2 separate regions of the Homo sapiens genome follow, and region 1 is linked to region 2. A link is an interaction called in ENCODE POLR2A ChIA-PET data of the cell type or tissue named here. Cell type or tissue: Caco-2. All regions are shown on one strand. Each heading gives the region's core, and the rest is flanking DNA. Links, peaks and the distances in the headings are about the cores only.

Region 1 (10,310 bases), core at 1,327-9,326, 180 kb after region 2:
CCATATTTCTAAGGGATACCTGCACTCCTGTGTTTATAGCAGCACTATTCACAATAGCCAAGATATAATATCAACCTAAATGTTCACCAACAGATGAACGGAAAAAGAAAATATGGTATATAAACACAGTGGAATATTATTATGCTATAAAAATGAAATCCTGTCATTTGCAACAACATGGATGGGCCTGGATGTCATTAAGTGAAATAAGTCAGACACAGAAAGATAATTACTGCACATTTTCACTTATATTTGGGAGCTAAAAAAATTGGGGCTCATAGAAGTAGTGAGTAGAATTATGGGCATTAGAGAGTGAGGGGATAGTGGGGAGGGAAGGATGGGGAAAGTTTGGTACATGAACACAAAATTACAGCTAGATAGAAGAAATGAGCTCTGGTGTTCCACAGCCCTGTAGAGTAAATATGATTGACTGTAATATCAGTCTATATCCCCTAAATATTCACAATTATTAGGTGTCAACTAAATATAAAAGGGAAAAAGGTACAAAAACAGAAAAAATGAGAGGCAAAAAATCAGACAGAGTTAATCAAATTCACAATAAAAATGAATAGCCGTGGCCAGGTGTGGTGGCTCATGCCTGTAATCCCAGCACTTTGGGAAGCAGAGGCTGGTGGGTCACCTGAGGTCGGGAGTTCAAGACCAGCCTGAACAACATGGAGAAACCCCATCTCTAGTAAAAATACAAAAAATTAGCCGGGCATGGTAGCGCATGCCTGTAATCCCAGCTACTCAGGAGGTGGAGGCAGGAGACTCACTTGAACCCGGGAGGTGGAGGTTGCAGTGAGCCAAGATCATGCCATTGCACTCCAGCCTGGGCAACAAGAGTGAAACTCTGTCTCAAAAAAAAAAAAAAAAAAAAAAAGAATAGCTGTGATGGTAAACTTGACTTGGTCACAGGGTGTCCAGATTAAACATTACTTATGGGTGCATCTGTGAGGGTGTTTACAGATTAGATTAGCATTTGAATCAGTGGACTCAGTAAAGCAGATTGCCCTCCTTATGTGTATGGACATGATTCAATCCACTGAGGGTCTGGATAGAACACAAGGCAGAGGAAGGAGGAATTCACCCATATTTTCTGCCTCATTGTTGAGTTGGGACATTTCATCTCATCCTCTCCTGTCCTTAGACTGGGATTTACACCATTGGCTTCCCTGGTTCTCAGGCCTCTGGACTCATACCAGAATTACACCACCAGCATTCCTGGATCTCTAGCTTGCAAATGACAGACTGTGGGACTTCTTAGCCTCCATAATCATGTGAACCAATTTCTCACCACCAATGTCTCTTTCTGCCTTACTCCCTCCTATTGGTTCTGTTTCTCTTGAGAATCATGACTAATACACTGGGAATAAACATTTCCCCAAGCCCATACCATAGGTGTATATTAGTGTTTTTTTCAATCTTTTCAAATCTTAAATTTAAAAATATTTTATTTATTTATAATTTCCCCCAGTTGGAAACAACTAGCATATCCCTGGACTGGGGAATGGATAAGGAAACTGGTAAATCCGTACCAAGAAATAGGAGTCAGCAATGTCAGAGATGATAAATTCTTCTTCAAAAAGCTTAAGTTCCCTGTTCTTTGTTGCTTAAGACCAACTTCCTTGTACTTCCTTGTCTCCTAGCTACCTGTTCTGTAAACAACCTTCCTGCCTTTGCTGTGCACAGACAAGTCCAGATATGACTTCCCACCTTTGCCGTGCCCAGACAAGTCCAGATATGCCTTCCCACCTAGTAATGGACAGTCCTCCTTCCTTCCCGCCTAATAGACCCTATTCAATTTTAAACCTTAGCCAATAGAGTTAGCTTAGACTGTGAGGTCCAACCCCAGCCAATGGGGAAGGGACACAGAAGTGCTAGGAACTGTATCAGGGATAAAATCCCCTGCCCTACCCCTCTCAGTGTACTCTTGTGATCGTGACTGGCACAAGCTGCACCCTTCTGCAGAAGTAAATTTGCCTTGCTGAGGAATTTTCTGCCTACGCGCTGGTTTTCTCTGTGGCACCGGGCACTTGTTTCTAACAGCAGGAAAAGCAAACAGAGGTATTGGTACACAAAACAACACAGAAGGATCTCAATTGCATTGTGTTAAGAGATACCAGATTCAACAACTACATACTGTGTGATTCCATTTATATAATATCCTAAAAAAGGCAAACATATAGGCCCAAAGAATAGATAGCGGTTGCAAGAGGCTAAGAGTGGTGAGAGAATCTGACTTTAAAAAGGTAGCATGGAGGAATTTTATTGACAGAGATGAAACAATTTTGTGTCTTGCTTGTAGTGGTGGTTACACAAATCTATGCATTGTCAAAACTCATAAAATTATGCATCAAATAAAGAACTTTTCAGTATATAAAGCATAAATTAAAAAATGTAAATTTCAATAAATGTTTCACGTATTTTTACTCAAATATTTGCATTTCTTTCTTTTTTTTTTTTTTTGAGACGCAGTGTCGCTCTGTCACCAGGTTGGAGTGCAGTAGCGCAATCTTGGCTCACTGCAACCTCCCCATCCTGGGTTCAAACGATTCTCCTGCCTCAGCCTCCTGAGTAGCTGAGACTACAGGTGTGCACCACAACGCCCCACCTAATTTTTGTATTTTTAGTACAGAAGGGGTTTCACCATGTTGGGCAGGATAGTCTCGATCTCTTGACCTCATGATCTACCCGCCTCAGCCTCCCAAAATGCTGGGATTACAGGCGTGAGCCACCACGCCTGGCCATATTTGCATTACTTTCAATTCTCATAATGGACTTAAAAAGTTTTGCTGGAATGGAGTTGCTTATTTTTCTCTATTATAAAATGTGACTGATATTAAATTTATAGTTTCTGTCTTTGGCATCACATCCCTTGTTGTTTTTTTTGAGACAAGGTCTCACTTTGTCACCCATGCTGGAGTGCAGTGGTGCCATGATGGCTTACTGCAGCCCGGGGCTCAAGTGATCCTCCAACCTCAGCCTCCTGAGTAGCTGGGATCACAGGTGCCTGCCTACATGCCAGGCTAATTGTTATTTTTAGTTTTTTGTAGAGATGGGGGTCCCACTATAGTGCCCAGGCTGGTCTTGAACTCCAAGGATCAAGTGGTCCTCCTGCCTCCGCCTCCCAAAGTGCTGGGGTTACAGGTGTGGGCCACTGTGCCTGGTCCACTTGTCAATTTTCAAAAATTTTTACTCTTTTAGTGGTTTAAATGTTTAAGTATTGTATACATGTGAGATTTTATCATGTGTGATCTATGTATATCTCTACATTCCAAATTGCTCGGAATGACATGCTCTTTGGAATACTCCATTCTTTCCCTCACTGTTTTGAAATGCTGTATCTACTACACATTAAAGAATACTCTTAAGCTGTCTTATTTCCATGGAGCAGGTGCCAAACTACTTTGAATAGAGCAATATTATATAGATAGATGTAGATAGATACAGATATTCCTTAGGCATTTTTTTCCTGCTTTTTAAAATGTATACTGGCTGTTCATTTGGGTTTTTACTTATTCTAGATAAAGTTGAGAATGCTTTTGTGAAGTACAGAATACACTAAAGATCAAAGAGAAAAAATACATAACAAAAATTTGTTGATATTCTTTTAGGAATTTTGTCTTCCTAAGAAAGGTACAGATAGACTAAAAGTATTTCCATTTAGTCAAGCAATTTTAATGTCACAGAGGAAATCATACGTGACATTTATTTTCTTCTTTCAGATTATGTCTAGTTCCTTACTGAGCTACAATTTCCGTTTATTGCTTTAACCATTTTGATGAAGTAGCTTTCCGGCCGCACCTTCCCCTTTTTTCCCCCGCTCCCAAAGAACCGCTGATAGCATGAAAGTCTTTTAAACTGTATGGACGAGATCTATTTCCTAACATTTAAACGGAAAATGACACGCAGCGGTCCTTTCCTTGAGCGTCTGCGTCTAAACTGCCCACAGACCTCCCCCGCAGTATATCCCTTTGGAGTGCCCCGGGGAAAGCCAGGGCTGCAGGCAGTTCCAGCACCAACTCAGACCGCATCTGCCCACTGCCTAGCGGGGCACTTCTCTACCAATCCGAAGGGCTGCTCGCCCGGCCTCACGGGAAAGGTAGTTTCCAGGTAGGGCGCCAACAGCATCAAGCTGTGCGCGTGGGCTCTGCGCATGCCTCGTCCGCCGGCTACGTCTGCGTTTCCGCCTTTCCTTTTGTTTTTCTCAGGTTTTGCGTGGGAGGCGGTCCCGGGATTTCAAGGGTCTACGCGCTTTTCTATGGCGAATGCAACCCGACGAGGGAGTGGGGTAAGCCCCAGTGGGTTGGGCAGGGAGAGAGAGGGAGCCCCGCGCGACTCCTGGGGCGGGCGGCAGGGGGCCGGTACCAAGTGGTGGGGAGGAGGCCCGGGGACCTCATAGGGGAAGGCGGGGACGGCGGGGCTGCAGCGTGTGGGCCACGACGCTAGGCCGGTTCCTCAAAGGCGCGGCCTCTGTACGGAGCAGGGTACGCAGCGTGTGTCGCCCCATTTGTGGGGGCCGCGGAGGAGGGCATGTGCGCTTGCGCAGTCCGCGCGCTGAGCCTTGCGGGAGGGGCAGTTCTCTTGTCTAGCCTGTGCGCGTGTGCTAGGGCGCCGCGGTACGTGGGCGGGGAAAGGCGGGTGCAGTCGCCCGCCAGACCGGCAGACTCGGTTGCACGTATTGCATTCATCCTCTTTAGGTTCCGAACTGACCTCCAGTCAGGTCCATCACTGCATCTTGGTATTTGCTGTTCCTCTGTCCTGACTTGATCTTGCACTCAGGAAAGATCTTCAAGAATTACCTAATTTTGGCCTGGCGCGGTGGCTCTCGCCTGTAATCCCAGCACTTTGGGAGGCCGAGGCGGGTGGATCACCTGAGGTCAGAAATTCGAGACCAGCCTGACCAACATGGTGAAACCCCGTCTCTACTAAAAATACGAAAAGTAGCCGGGCGTGGTGGCGCATGCCTGTAATCCCAGCTACTGAGGCGGAAAATTGCTTGAACCCGGGAGGCGGAGGTTACAGGTAGCCAAGATCGCACTATTGCACTCCAGACTGGGCAACAAGAGCGAAACTCCGTCTCAAAAAAAAACAAAAACAAAGAATTACCTAATTTTGCCTCATTTGTTAGAAGAAAAAGATTTTTTTTGTTTTTTTGTTTGTTAAGGTCACTGACTTGTTCAGGATCACAGTTAGTAGGGAAGACTAAGTCACATCTCCTGACCCCTAAGCCAGTACTGTCTACTTTTCCACACACATCAAAGCAAGTTTAAAATATCCCTTTGAGAAATAGCAACAAAGTTAGATGAAGAAATTAAAACTGATTTTTTCTTTGAAGCACTGCCGCTTATGGCTTTCTGTGGAGTCACTCACCAGAGGTTAAGTAACATTACTGGGAAAATAGATAGCTTAGTCCTATTTTTTACAATGGTTTTAGTGTTAATGTTCCTTCATTAAATATATTGTTAACTTGTTTGGCCAATATTGTCATTATACTTTTTTTTGTGAACACCGAGGGAGATTGAAATCCTTAGGAAGCAAATATTTACTTTCACCCGGTAAAAAATCTTGTGCCCAAGAGCTACATAATTATGTTGGAGTTATTCTTTCACCATTTCTACCGCCTATTCCGAAGTGTTCTTCCACCATTTCTACCCCCTATTCCAAAGTGTCAGAGGACATTGATACTCTCCCAGAGGAAGCATTTTACCTAGTGGGTGTGTATGGCTTCTTAGGGCGGAAGAATCCAGGAGTTGCCAGGCAGGCCAAATCTTTCATGACCCCATTCCTCTTTTTCTAACTCAGCTGTATCTTCAGAGTTGTCTCCGTCTTTCCAAGAACAGAACAAAATGAACAAGGTAAGTTGTTTATTAATTCCCTACTTTATTTTGCAGTGGACTTTGTGAGATTTGTAAGAGTCGATATGGTGTTTGTTTTTTTTTTTTTTTTTTTTTTGTGAGACGGAGTCTCACTCTGTCACCCAGGCTGGAGTACAATGTCCCCATCTCGGTTCACTGCAACCTCTGCCTCCCGGGTTCAAGCAATTCTCCTGCCTCAGCCCCCCGAGTAGCTGGGACTGCAGGCGCATGCTGCCACGCCTGGCTAATTTTTTGCGTTTTAATAGAGACAGGGTTTCACCGTGTTGCCTAGGCTGGTCGCAAACTCCTGAGCTCAGTCAATCCGCCCGCCTTGGTCTCCCAAAGTGCTGGGATTACAAGCGTGAGGCACCGTGTCTGGCCAAGAGTCAATATGTTAAGATGAGAAGTTAGTAATAGATAAAAATTGAACTTCCCAGAAAATATAAAGTAACAGATCAATAGCAGGGCCAAGTTAGAGTCAATAAGTTGAGCTTCGTATGTTTCTTACGTTTCCAACAACCATGGCAGAAAGGAAGACACTGGATACAGACAGACTGACTCCTCTGAAGGCACAAAGACTTCCTGGCAGATACCTTTTTTGGTCATAACATAGGGACCCATAGTGAATAAGCTTCCAGTGATAACCCTGAAATGAGTGCAGCCTATTGAGTCAAACTGCTTTTTTAATTTTTATTTCACACAGGTTCCAGTTTTCTTTTGGATGTAGTGTTTGATCAGTAAATTAAAATGTATTTTAATTTTAATTTTTTTATTTTTTTGAGACGGAATCTTGCTCTCTTGCCATTCTGGAGTACAGTGGCGCGATCTTGGCTCACTGAAACTTCTGCCTCCCGGGTTCAAGCGATTCTCTTGCCTCAGCCTCCCGAGTAGCTGGGACTACAGGCATGCGCCACCACACCTGGCTAATTTTTGTATTTTTAGTAGAGACGGGGTTTTACCGTGTTGGCCAGGATGGTCTTGATATCTTGACCTCGTGATCTGCTCTCCTCAGCCTCCCAAAGTGCTGGGATTACAGGCGTGAGCCACTGCACCCAGCCGGTAAATTAAAATGTATTTTATTATTATTATTTTTTTTGATACAGAGTCTTGCTCTGTCACCAGGCTGTAGCACAGTGGTGTGATCTTGGCTCACTGCAACCTCCGACTCCCTGGTTCAAGTGATTCTCCTGCCTCGACTCCTTGGTTAAAGTGATTCTCCTGCCTCAACCTCCCGAGTAGCTGGGATTATAGGCACGCACCACCATACCCAGCTAATTTTTGTATTTTTAGTAGAGACGGGGTTTCACCATGTTGGCCAGGCTGGTCTCAGTCTCCTGACCTCGTGATCCCCCACCTTGGCCTCCCAAAGTGCTAGGATTGTGTATTTTAATTTTTAATGAATCTTATTTCTACATGTGTAGCAGATAGATACACAACCCCCTAAATTTTAAATATAGAACTTAATGAATTATTACAAATCCGTGGCACAAATAATGAATACACAGGTCAAAACAAACATTGCCAGCACTCCTGAAGCTGCCGTCTTGTCCCCCTCACAATCCTGACACCTCCCTGCTCATTCATTCATTTACATATAAGCCACAGTATCTGGCTTCAGTGGCAGAGTTGAATAGTTGTGACAGGAACATTTTGGCCTGCAAAGCCCCAAATTTAATGATGTCTGATTTTTTTTTTTTTTTTTTTTTTTTTTTTGGAGAGAGTCTCACTGTCACCCAGGCTAGGGTGCAGTGTGCGATCTTGGCTCACTGCAGCCTCTGCCTTCAGGGCCCAAGGGATTCTCCTGGCTAAGTCTCCCAAGTAGCTGAAATTACAGGCACGCGCCATCACACCTGGCTAATTTTGTATTTTAGTAGAGACAGGGTTTTACTTGGCCAGGCTGGTCTCAAACTCCTGGCCTCAAGTGATCCGCCTGCCTTGGCCTCCCAAAGCACTGGGATTACAGGTGTGAGCCACCGTGCCTGGCCAAATATTTAATGTCTGATTTTTTACAGAAGAAGTTTACCAATCCCTAGATTAGTTTATTACGTTTATTTGTTGCTGGTGTGTACTAGTCTAGATGACTTTTCCTACTTCAAGGTTATGAAGATACTCTTGTTACCTTTTAAAATATTTCTTGTTTTGGCATTCACATTTACATCTCTTTCATTGGAATGAGTGTCTACTTCTGTATGAGGTAGATGTCAGATTCCTTTTTTCATGTGGTTAATGTAGAATTATTTTTGAAAACACCATCCTTTCCCCACTGTTTTACATTGTGATATTTGTCATCAATTATGTGTACATATATGTCTGTGTGTTTTTTGGGCTATGTTCTGTTGGTTGGTTGTGCCAGTACCACACTTGGTGAAACATCTTAGCGTCTAGTAGCTGGTTTAACACATTTTTTCTTCAGCAAGATCCTGGCTCTTCCTAGTTCCTTGCATTTCCATACAAATATTGTTAGTATTAATAAAATAACTTGCTGAGACTTTCTTTGGGGTTGAATTGAACCTATATATAAATTTGGGAAGAATTACTTACCTTTTTTTTTGAGACAGAGTCGCCCAGGCTGGAGTGCAGTGGTACGATCTCAGCTTATGCAACCTCCACCTCCCGGGTTCAAGTGATTCTCCTGCCTCAGCCTCCCGAGGAATTGGAATTACAGGCACCTGCCACCACACCTGGCTAATGTTTTTGTATTTTTAGTAGAGACACGGTTTTGCCATGTTGGCCAGGCTGGTCTTGAACTCCTGACCTCAAGTGAGCCACCTGCCTTGACCTCCCAAAGTACTAGGATTATAGATGTGAGCCACTGTGCCTGGCCTCCAATTCCATTCTTGATTATTTTCTTTCCCCAGTTTTCTGACAACCTTCTGATTTTCTCTTGATGGCTTTGAACACCACTATATTATAAATGTCTTTGTAGTCCTTGTTTCATTCTTGATCTTCATATTATGCTTCATTTTTTTTTGAGTTGGAGTTTTGCTCTTGTTACCCAGGCTGGAGTGTAGTGGTGCTGACCTTGGCTCACTGCAACGTCTGCCTCCCAGGTTAAAGGGATTCTCCTGTCTCAGCCTGGTGTCTCAGCGGGTGTCTCAGCTGGGATTACAGACACCCGCCAACACGCCTGGCTAATTTTTTGTATTTTTAGTAGAGATGGGGTTTCACCATTTTTGTCAGGCTGGTCTCTTAACTCCTGAGCTCAGGTGATCCACCCACCTCAGCCTCCCAAAGTGCTGAGATTACAGGTGTGAGCCACCATGCCAAGCCTATGCTTCAAATTTAATATAATTAGGATGTTTCTTACTAGAATACTGTGTCCAACCTATATAGCCCTAACTTTCCTGGTTTACATTGTGGCCCTAGTATCTGGGCAGCTGTGCATGGAGATAGCCAGAGGAAACATTTTTTTTCTTAATGAATTGGTGACCACATTTTGTTGTTCTTGCCTCCTATTATCCGTGCCCTATTTGCATCCTGGTTTCTTCTACAGTAGTTTATGTAAATGTTGTTTTGTCCTTTGTCGTTCTCAGTAGAATTGGTTCTGTAAACGAAACCTGGTCCTGTAATTTCAGTATATGCTCATATCTCATCTTTGGCTCTCCCATTTTCACAGCAGTGATCCCTAAAAGATGTGCCCTAGAGGATATCCAGAACAATCCAATTGGATGTCTTCTCCGCTGTACTCCACAGAGGTTTCAAATATAATGGTTCCAAAATCTTTCCATTTTCTACACATCCTTATTATTGTCTCTGAATTAAAGGATTAGAACCCAGAATATGTATTGCGATGAAGAAAATGTCAGGCTCTTTTTCTACATTTTTAAATCCAAATGAGAGTTAAATTAGAATTCATAATGAATGTACTGACAATTTATTTCTGTGATTTGTAAATATAAATCTGTAGTTCTCAGTAATATTCTTGAAAATGGTAAATGATCAAATACTTTGGAGACCATTGGTCTAAAATTACTCTATAACCCATTTCCTTGGCTTTTTTTCTCAAGACAGCACCAGGCCATCTCCTGTGCTGTCTGCCATTTTGTTGATGTCTGCAGTGTGTTGGAGGCCCTCACCTTTGCTTGTATCATGGCCCTATGCTTATGAAGAACGTAATAGAGTGTTTTTCATAATTCAACCAACAGCTGTACTTCCTCAGTTAAGCTCAAAACAGAGCCAACTTTGCTCCTAATGTTAGTCTACTGTGTTTGTACTTTCACCTTAGTACTTGTAACATATTACCACACATATTTTCTTACCACTCTGTGTGTTCTTTGAACACAGGAAGATTTTTATTAATCTTAGTATTTCCAGCAGTGATGATAGTTCCAGGTACTTTGTAGGAACTTGATAATTTCTTTTGCATGAATTAATATCTTAATGCATTAATGGCAGAATATTTCTGTTATGATTTCTTTTTCCCTAAAAGTATAAAACAAAACAATATTC
Region 2 (10,310 bases), core at 804-8,803:
CTTCCCCCTAATTACCATATAGAACATTAACACTTAGAAAAATATTCCTCTGTGTCAGCTGGAATGCCTTCAGCTCTAAGTATCAGACAGCCCTAAGACCAAATAAAAAACAGTTATTGAGGGTTATAAAAAGTCCCAGTAGAGAACAGGTATAGAGAGCAGAGTAGCTCGGCAACGTCACCTCTGAGCTGGCTTTTCCCACCTTGTGCACTGTTATCTTCAGGCTACTGCCCTTCAGAGATAAAAACGATAAGCCAATACCATGTTACAGACATGAAAAAGCCCAGCAGAGTCTCTTCTCATGTCATGACAATGTTGTATCAAGGAGATCTTTCCCAGAAGTACTACACAATACTTCCCAAACATCTCATTGCTCCCAAGTTCACCCCAACAGAATCATTAAAATGGAACTTCCATGATTAGCTTTGACTAATCTGGACTTACCACCTAAGTCATCTGGGAGAAGGATGCACAAAAATATAAAATTTAGCTCAGCAAGGATGAAGTAGGGAATGGCCATCATGTGGGCAGTGTCTCTTAGAACTGCTGACCAATGTGTTCCAAGGGGGCAAAAGAAACAACAGGACAAGGGAGGCAGAGATACTCTAAAATACTAATACGCAGAACTAGTGTTACATAGACCGTGCCCAAACAGATACACAATGAAAAATCAAGGATATCAAAAGGGCCTTTCATTACATACCGCCACTTTTTGAGGAGTGCAGTGTTACTGCTTGTTAACCTTTGCATAATTTATGTAAAAACCATTCTTATTAACAACATTTACATTACAGAATGACCCAGAGGTAGCTGAAAAACCTCAGAAAAGTACTGTTTAACTTCTTTACTGAAGTGATAGTTCAATAATGGCCATATTCATGCATATATGCCAGGAAACAGTCAGAGGAAAGGTACGTGATATAGTTCTTTGTGAAATAATATTTCACTAAAAACATATACTGGCCAACCTACAAAGAGACTCCGGTAGTATTTAGAGTAGGACAGATTCAGAGGTAGTTAAAAACCTCACGGAAATATTTTTGGCTTCTTTCTTGAAGACGTGGTTCAGCTGTAAATGGCCATAGCCATTTATTTATGTCAGGAAATAGAAGGGGTATGTGGTTTGTATTGCCAAATACGTTTTCATATATACACAGTGATGTGCTGTAAATATTTGACAGCAGGTTCTCTGAGAAAATTAAAACCCTGATTTATAGTTTGTCAATTTCCATGGTGTAAACACTCCCACTAAGTCCAAGCTACCAAGACAGCACTGAATGTGGAGCTGGGAAGAGACAGATGTGCAGTGCACACTATTATACAGTATTTTCATCATACAGATTAAATAAGTAAAACAGCAAAGGTAATAGTGAAATGTAGCAAAATAATTAGGAAGTGATGAGTGCTGAGTATTTATTACCTTTGTTTTTAACTGTAAGTTTACATATTTTAAATAATGACTGCTTTTAATAACTGGCTCACAAAATTCCTTAAAATTTAACAATCAGAACTTTTAAGTCAGTATGAGGTTATACTAGCACATCACTATATTTAAGTATGTGTGTAGAAATATATTTACATATACACACAAACATATGTACATACACATATATAATTATGTCAACCTATAAAGACACCAATGGTATTTAGTGTAGAAAATATTAACAAATACCATAGTAGTTACTCAATTAAGGGTACGTATCTTCTCCTTATGATCATGTTGAGTTCCAATATACAAATCAAGCATACTCAAATTTATATATTTGCATACTCACATAAGGTCTACAAACATCGGGGACTCTTCACATATATGTTTAATGCTGCTGTCATTCAACTTTTATAAGCTTCAGATTCCACTGTGAATATGGGTATAAATAAATATTGTCCATTATATTTGCAACAAAATTTTGGTATCACGTCTGGAATATAACACTAAACAACATAAATTCCAGATAAATATTTTCACCATATTACTTAGATGAATAGAATTCCCCTCAGTACAAATTTTCTAATGAAAAGTTTTAATTTTTCTTGAAAGCTTTTACATATTCAAACAAGAAGTCATTTTCTACAAATTTCTGACATTCTTTGGCTTTCTCTGATCTCCTTTTTTGAAACTGTATAACCAATTTCACAAGTGTATGAAGGCTTCTAACATTCAGGATGTTGAAAGAGCTTTCACCCTTGTGTGAATTCTCTGATGTTTGGTGAGCACTGACCTCTGACTAAAGGTCTTCCCACATGCATTACACTCATACGGCTTCTCCCCTGTGTGAGTCCTCTGATGTTTAGTGAGAGCTGATTTTTCACAGAAGGTTTTCCCACATTCATTACACTTATATGGTTTCTCCCCAGTGTGAGTTCTTTGATGTACAATGAGGTTTGACTTCACACAGAAGGATTTTCCACATTCATTACATATAAACGGTTTCTCCCCTGTGTGTGTTCTCTGATGCACAGTGAGGGCTGATCTGTGGCAGAAGGATTTCCCACATGCATTACATTCATAGGGCTTCTCCCCTGTGTGTGTTCTCTGATGTTCAGTGAGGTTTGACTTCACACAGAATGTTTTTCCACATTGCTTACATTCATAGGGTTTTTCTCCTGTATGTGTTCGCTGATGGTTGGTCAGGTGTGGTTTCTGGCAAAAGGCTTTCCCACATTCAGTACATTCATAGGGCTTCTCTCCTGTGTGTGTTCTCTGATGTTGAGTGAGGTTTGACTTCTCCCAGAAGGTTTTCCCACATTCACCACATTCAAAGGTTTTTTCTCCTGTGTGAGCTCTCCGAAGCTGGGTAAGATGTGACTTCTTGCTGAAATTACTCCCATTTTCATTGTAATCATAAGACTTTCCCCCCATGTGTACTATTTGATGTTTTAAGAGAGCTGACTTTTCCCAGGTTTTGTCACTCACTTTATATTCACGGAGAATCTTTCTTGTGTAAGCTCCCTGATGGATAATGAAAGCTGAATTGTCACAGAAGATTTCCCCATATTCATTATATTCATAAGGATTGTCCTTTGTAAGAGCTCTCTGATGTCCAAACCTTAAATTCATGCAGAAGGACTTCCCGCAAATACTGCATCCATACGGCTCCATTTCCAAATGAGGTCTTTGAGATATATTCAGCTTTAAACTTTCAATGAAGGTTCTTCCACATTCGTTATATTTACAGACTGTCTCTCCTATCTGAGATCTCTTATTTGTAAAAAATGCTGCCTCATCATGGAAGCCTTGTCCATTTTTACTATACTCAAAAGATTGGCCAAAACTTGGCTGACTGAGATCCTGGTGATAATTAATGGCATTCCTTTTTTGATCATATTTATAAGACTTCTCTCCAATAGGGATTTTCTCATGCCTAATATCAAGGAGCAATTTCTCACATACATTAAACTCATCAGGCTTCTTTCTGGAACAGTTCTTTTTACTAATAATTAAGCCCGAAATATTTTTCAAATTCATTTCACATGAGTCACATATTTTATAGGGATAATTTCTTAAAGAAACAGGGTCTGTGCCCAAATTGAAAGTTTTGCTTCCTCTATCTCCATTTTCTACACTTACTGTTTTGTTGTTGTGGAATAGAAGCTCCCAAAAATGGTCATCTTCATTTTCCTGGCTGCTCTCTAACACGTCATCAACTTTCCATTTCCTTTCTAGAAATGAGAAAAATAACCACATCTTATGAACCTTAATACATTTCTGATGGAATCAGACTTTTACACAAATGCACTATCATACAGTCAATTCTTTTGTTTTAAATTCAGTTTCCTGGTGTGAACTGAGTTCAAGTGTACATTTTCTTTACCCTCCAAGGTTTAGGTGGAAAACATAAAACATGCTTCAGTGGAAACAGGGAGAAGAAATTGGCAATGATATTTAACACTTTATAAATATAACCTTCAAAACTGAAAAGAAAAGGTGAAATAAAATTCACAGCACAGGGAACCAGAGTGGCTGATTCAGAAATAGAAAAACTCGGAGAAAATGGGGTGAACCCAACAGAGACAATGAACACTGAATAAAGTGATGGTGAAGATTAGCAGACAAGGGGTTTCAGAGGATGCATTAGGTTTGGTGGAGACAAAACAGAGCTTGGTCCTAATCCCCTCACACACAGTTTACTGGGGTAGAATTCCCACCAGAGTACATGCTTCTTTCTATCTTTGAATCAGCAAGAAAATTAACATTCTGAAAACATCAACTTCCTTGGATTCAAAAGAACAGTCCTATATAGCCCAAGAGCCAGTGTTTTCTTTAAGTTTTATTGAGAAGAAATAGTTTTTTTTAATGCTGTAGGAAAAGCATACTAGGGAAGGTGAAATAAACTCAAGACATGATAAACAGGAGATGGAGATATTCTGAGAGCTGTTCTTTCAAAGAGCAGGAAATGCACAGAGAATGAGTTCAAGGGAGTTGTTTTTTTAAAAAGGAAATAGAGTGAGTGGTAGTGAGAAACATAAGAATTAGGTTTGGCAGAGGTAAAGCATGGTTTACACCCTCATCTTCTCAACATCATGCAAATCTATTGAAAATATTTCTGTGCAGTTTGGCTAGAGATTAGACTCTCAGAAATTGCTCATCCCTAATAACATACCTTCCACTCAACTAGAAACATTTTATCCTTATCTCTCCTTAGATCCTGGATATCCCTCAGTGAACTGCTACTTTAACTTAAAAACAAAAACTAATAATAGTAATAATAATAAAATAATGATAGCAAAAATCTCTATAACATCTCTACCATTTTAAGGCTCCACTTGCTCCATCTTTTAGAAGTTACTGTTTATATAATTCATTGTAACATAAAATAAATCCCTTGCTCAATGCTATCGCCCCTATTGTGACCAGAGTCCAGAACTTGGCAGGTGTTACTATAATGTAACTGTACATTATTCTTATAAAGCAACGTGCACTGAATTATTTCCAACCTGCACCTGATCAGCTATAATACACGAAGACAAAATATGGGAATATGTATTTAGGAAGAGTATCATAGAATACTTTCAGAATGTATGAAAATGAATGATCTCTCCTAAATCTGGCTACACAGATAATCAACAAAGTAATTATCAAAATACCCAAATTAGTAAGAGAGGCCCTTCTCTTTTGGAGAACAAAAATCTCAATGCAAAAAGAAACCCTAAGCAACCCTAAGCCATATGAACAGGTCTAAGTTTTTGGCATACAGCCACTGGTGAGTTAATGTCATAAAATCTGGGCTATTTAAGTTTCAGCAAAAAATCAAGTTCTAACTTAAAACAAGTGAAATAATAAGCCATTACTATTCAATTTCTAAACACTTTACAAACACAGTATGAATTACCTGAAAAAAGGCAAGGCAAACAAGAACGGAAGTTTTCCAGTAAATGAGAAAACATTTGCAAATAAAATTTAAGATATAGAATAGGACGGGATTTGACATAAATTTTAGGGAGCAGAAACAAAGAAATTTAAGACAGGTAGCAAGGGCTACACTATTATAGTCATTGAAAGGGAAATTTACTGAGCAGCTCCCTTGCTGCAATCTATTGAAAGTCAGCCCTTGACACAAAGGTTTAAAACTAAAAAAAGAAAAGAAAAGAAAGGGAAATTTAATTTATTAATAAGCAGCAACTTTAGGTTAGTTTGTTAAGCTAAAGGAAGATAAATTGAATAATTTAGGCTAAAAAAAAAGAGAAAAGAACCAACTAGGAATTAGAAATTAGACAACTAACAATTAGACTGAGTCAGGAATGAGAACACATAGTTTTGCTTTTGAGTTATATCAGTGAAAAGTGAGAATATAAAGGTATGTAGAAGATAGCTTTAAATGAAAAATAACAATAGGAACAAAGAGACTGGTGGGAAATATTAACAGGTTTATTAGTACGGTGATGCCATGGTTGCCATTCAAGATAGCAGTAACATGGAAGAATGTACCTCATTTGACTACAGGAAACCAGGCTCTCTGGTTTTTGTGTAGCTCAGATTGTTATTCCTCAATATCCTCTAAGGGATGAATTTAATACTTACTAAAAGCATTATTGTCCCAAGACTACTCTCACCTACATACAATCACACTCTAGAAAAGGGGTTGGCATATAACTGCACGGCAATGGCCCTTGAGCTAAGTATGTTTTTTAAGTTTTTGAAGGGAAAAAGCTGGATGAGGCAGTACAGAAGAGGGAAGAGGAAAAGAGAGGAGAGAGAAAGAGCAAGAGGAGAACGAGAAGGAATAAGGAAAAGAAAGAAGATGAGGAGGAGCAGCTGCAACCACGACCATATGTGGCCTGCCAAGCCTCAAACATTTACTATCTGGTCATTTACAAAAAAAGTCTGTTGACTTCTGCTCTTGAAGATCTCATTCTGCCTCATTCCTTTAACATCATCTTAAGTTGATGCCTTTCAAATGGATACTTCTAGTTCTGACCTCAACCATGTACTTACACATATCCAATCTCTTAGTCAAAAACAGACTCGATTATAAGAGTTATCTCCAACTTCTGGTGTTCAAAATTAAATCTGTGATAACTCCCTTATATGTCTCCTCTCTAATTTTTCTCTGTCTCAGTAAATGATAACCTAATCTATCTAGCTGCTTGAGACAAATTATTGGGATCACACTTGATTCTCCCTTCTCTCATACCCAATCTGAAAGCAAATGTTCTTGGCTCCATCTTCAAAATATTTGTACAAACCTACCACTTCTCAGTACCTCTGGCACTTCCAACAGTCTCAGCCACTATCCTCTCTCCTCTGAAGCACATAATGGTACCCTATCCCTACTCATACCACCCACAACCACCCACCACAGTATATACACTGCATAGATGTCAGAGAGATCCTTTTAAACTGTAAATCAAATCTGATGACTTAAGCTGATTTACATTTACTCAAAACAGTTTCTCATAGCACCAAAAGTAAAATTTATGTATCTACCATAGCTCATGTTTCTTCTCCTGACATTATCTCCTACCAGTCTCCACCATGCCCGCTAGCTTCCAACCACAGTGATTTCCCTGACACTGTTCAAACATTCTAAGAACACACCTGTCTAAGAGGTTTGGTACCTGATGTTCTCTCTGCCTGGACTACACTGAATCCACATAGCTCACACTTTCATATTAAAGCCTCATCTCTAATGTGGGAACTCCTCAAAAAGGTTTTCTCTAACCTACTGCCAAACAGACTATACCGTCATTCTTCGTCCTCCTTTCCTGTGTGAATTCTCTTCACAGCACTTACCATGACCCAACACAGTGTGTGTGTACCTATATACACACACATATGCACATGGGTGTGTACATATATACAAACACACAGACATGTACACACACACACACACACACACACACACACACACGCATTTTTTTGTCCTTTATTTTAATACACACACTAAGATACCAGGGACATTATTCTGTTAATTACCTAAAACATAACAGACATAGTGAGTGCTCATCATATGTTGTTAAATGAATATATAGAAGGATTGCATGAATACCTGTCAGCTAACAAAAGGTGTCTAAGACAACGGAAGGAAGGCAAACAATTTTAAAAGATAAAGACAAACTAACCAAGAAAACATATCTAAAATGAAGCCAACTGGTTTGGATTATAGGTATAAGTAAAATACTTTAAAATGTAAAAAAAAAAAAAAGTGTTTGTTTTTTTTTGTTTGTTTGTTTGTTTTGAGACTGAGTCTCACTCTGTCACCAGGCTGGAGTACAGTGGCACAATCTCGGCTCACTGCAACCTCCACCTCCCAGGTTCACATGGTTCTCCTGTCTCAGCCTCCCAAGCAGCTGGGACTACAGGCAGCTACCACCACATCCAGCTAATTTTTCATATTTTTAGTAGAGACGGGGTTTCACCATGTTGGCCAGAACAGTCTCGATCTCTTGACCTCGTCATCCGCCTGCCTCAGCCTCCCAAAGTGCTGGGATTACAGGCGTGAGCCACCGCACCCAGCCAAGAAAAGCATTTATGAGTGAGAATAACATATGGAGGAGTGATTAAGGTAACAGGGATGTGGGCCAATTGTTTTTGATCATTTCCAAAGGTCTGGGGCTAAAAAGAGACATTTGTGAAAAATATTCCAAAGGTGACAAATCCTAAACCAATTACCTAAGTTCTAATTTCCTCTGGCTTTCATCTGCCAGAAATCACTAACTCACCTGGGTGGCACTGGCTTGGGAATCCTTTTTCTAATATCCAGGGCTCTTCTCCTTGCTCGATCTTAAAGATCACTTCTGGTTTAGTAATGCAATACCCTGTTAAGAGAAAATACCACAGGACTAGAGCTAAATAGCTTGGTTTCAGGGGCTCTGAATACATCATGGGGAAGAAAGGCACAGCTTCACCAGCTACTCAAAGAATGTGCACAAATGAACCAATCTCTGACAAGGCAAGAGCACCTTTATGGTGGCCAAATGGGATCAGTCATCTCAGAGCCTTCAATCTCAAGCTTTACATCAGAAAACTACAGGGCATCAACTAGTAAATGCATGCTATTGATAGCCATGTGCGGAAAAAAACTCCTTACCTACTGAGACAAGATTGCTATAATTTTCCAGGATCACATCTCTGTATAGAATCTTCTGAGCAGGGTCCAGCAGATACCACTCTTCCTGAGTGAAGTCCACACATACATCCTTGAATGACACTTGTTCCTGTAATAGTATACTCTTTTTACATGAAATGGTCAGAACTAGATGATACAGAAAAGATTTAAGAGAACTAATCTCTTTAGAGTTTACTAAAAAATGACAGGTTACCTCCCTCTGTGCTGCTATACTATACAGAATACAAAATATCTTGTATAAATTGAGTTTCTACTAAGGGTCTGGAATTGTGCTAGCTGCTGCAAATCCTACTGGTGAAAACAGACAAACATGGTCCCTGTTCCTAGAGTGCTTATGACCTGAAAAGGAGATACACAGAATAACATTTATTAAGTTGCAAACTGCAGGAACTAGCAGTGTGTACCAAGGAGATTGAAGTTACAGAGGAAATATTAGTTGTTTCATATTACCTTTTACATTATCAAGTTAACTGTCATCAAGGAAGTAAAACTTTGTTATTAAAATAATGGGATTGAAATGAATATGACCAAGCTCAGCACATATTGATTCAAGTGACTGCCCCGCAGTCTACATGCCCATCAGAGAAAAGGATGAATCCTCTCCGCTCAATGAGATCATCTTCTGGAGCTTCCACCAATGTTTCCAATGTTTCTTTTTTAAATACAATATTTGGTATCTAGTAAAAAAATTCATGGTATGTGAAGAGATAGGGACAATGAAAAAAAAGAAAAAAAAAGCAAACTCACAGGTGACCGTGATAGTAGAATTAACAAACAAGAACTTCAAAATGAATTATAATTAATATGTTCAACAAAACAGAAGAAAATATTAACAAAATAAATGAGAAAATGAGGGAAGTTCAACACATACATGGTATGTGTGCTATACAGAAAAAGGTTAATACAGCAAGCCTGAGACTACTAACCTTTGAAAGGTCTGCTACAAAAGATCACCGTTGATGGGCATTTGGGAACTTGGATTTCAGAAAGGTTCTGACCTTAACCTTCTCTGATAAGAACGGCTCACTAAGCCTGAGCTATAACCATAAGTAATATGGTTTATACTCAGTATGTGCATTGCTCCTGGGAGTCTAGAATTTTGGTACATGATAGGCAGGAAGTACCTGTGACTAGCCTCTAATAAAAATTCTGGACACCAAATGTCTAGTGAGTTTCCTTGGTACACATTTTACGTGCGTTGTCACATGTCATTGCTAGAGGAGTTAAGTGTGTTCTGTGAGACTCCATTGGGAGAAACCTCTAGGAATTTCGCTGATTTTGCTTTGTATCCTTTCACTACAATAAATCATAGCCATAAGTATGACTATGGGTCTACAAGAAACAATACATCAGTAACAACTGACACACCTAGCACCCTAATTTTTGTTTCTAACGCCATGCTCCAATATATGCTGAGTCATCCTAGGACATCATTAATAACCTGGGGGTGGTCTCAAGACACCTCTTATACATGTATACACAAACACACACACACACACACACATGCACACACACATACATAAAATGGACATTCTAGATCTGAAAAGTACAATATCTGAAATTAAGAGCTTATTGGATGGGTTCAAAATCATATTAAAGAAGACATAATCTGAAACATTTATGCATTTAACGAAAGACTATCAAAATACATAAGGCAAAAACTGAGAGGAGTAAAAGGAGAACTTGGAAATATACACCATAATTGGAGACTTAACACCCCTGTAAGTACTGATGGATCAAGCA

Evidence for each region. Peaks named below come from ENCODE experiments on the same cell type or tissue, not always from the same donor. Only the 100,000 strongest peaks of a DNase experiment are listed, where the experiment ranks them.
Region 1: POLR2A ChIA-PET joins it to region 2 with 18 read pairs; 2 of 35 experiments call an interaction of 5 or more read pairs at or near these places.

The regions. Positions count from the first base shown.
Region 1 is chr10:38,006,490-38,016,799 of GRCh38, forward strand. ZNF33A (zinc finger protein 33A) reads left to right here and starts at 4,186. Exons shown (of 5, transcript NM_006954.2): 1 at 4,186-4,294; 2 at 5,809-5,861. The coding sequence starts at 5,853. RefSeq lists an enhancer at 4,709-4,888. In Caco-2, for the core only: no CTCF peak of the experiment used is centred there; DNase peaks (open chromatin) are centred at 4,102 and 4,542; H3K4me3 peaks cover 2,250 bases.
Region 2 is chr10:37,829,457-37,839,766 of GRCh38, forward strand. ZNF248 (zinc finger protein 248) reads right to left here. Exons shown (of 6, transcript NM_021045.3): 4 at 8,529-8,655; 5 at 8,161-8,256; 6 at 1-3,660. The coding sequence ends at 2,159. Among named protein-coding and RNA genes, the nearest start is that of ZNF248, 23 kb to the right of the region's middle. In Caco-2, for the core only: no CTCF peak of the experiment used is centred there; no DNase peak of the experiment used is centred there.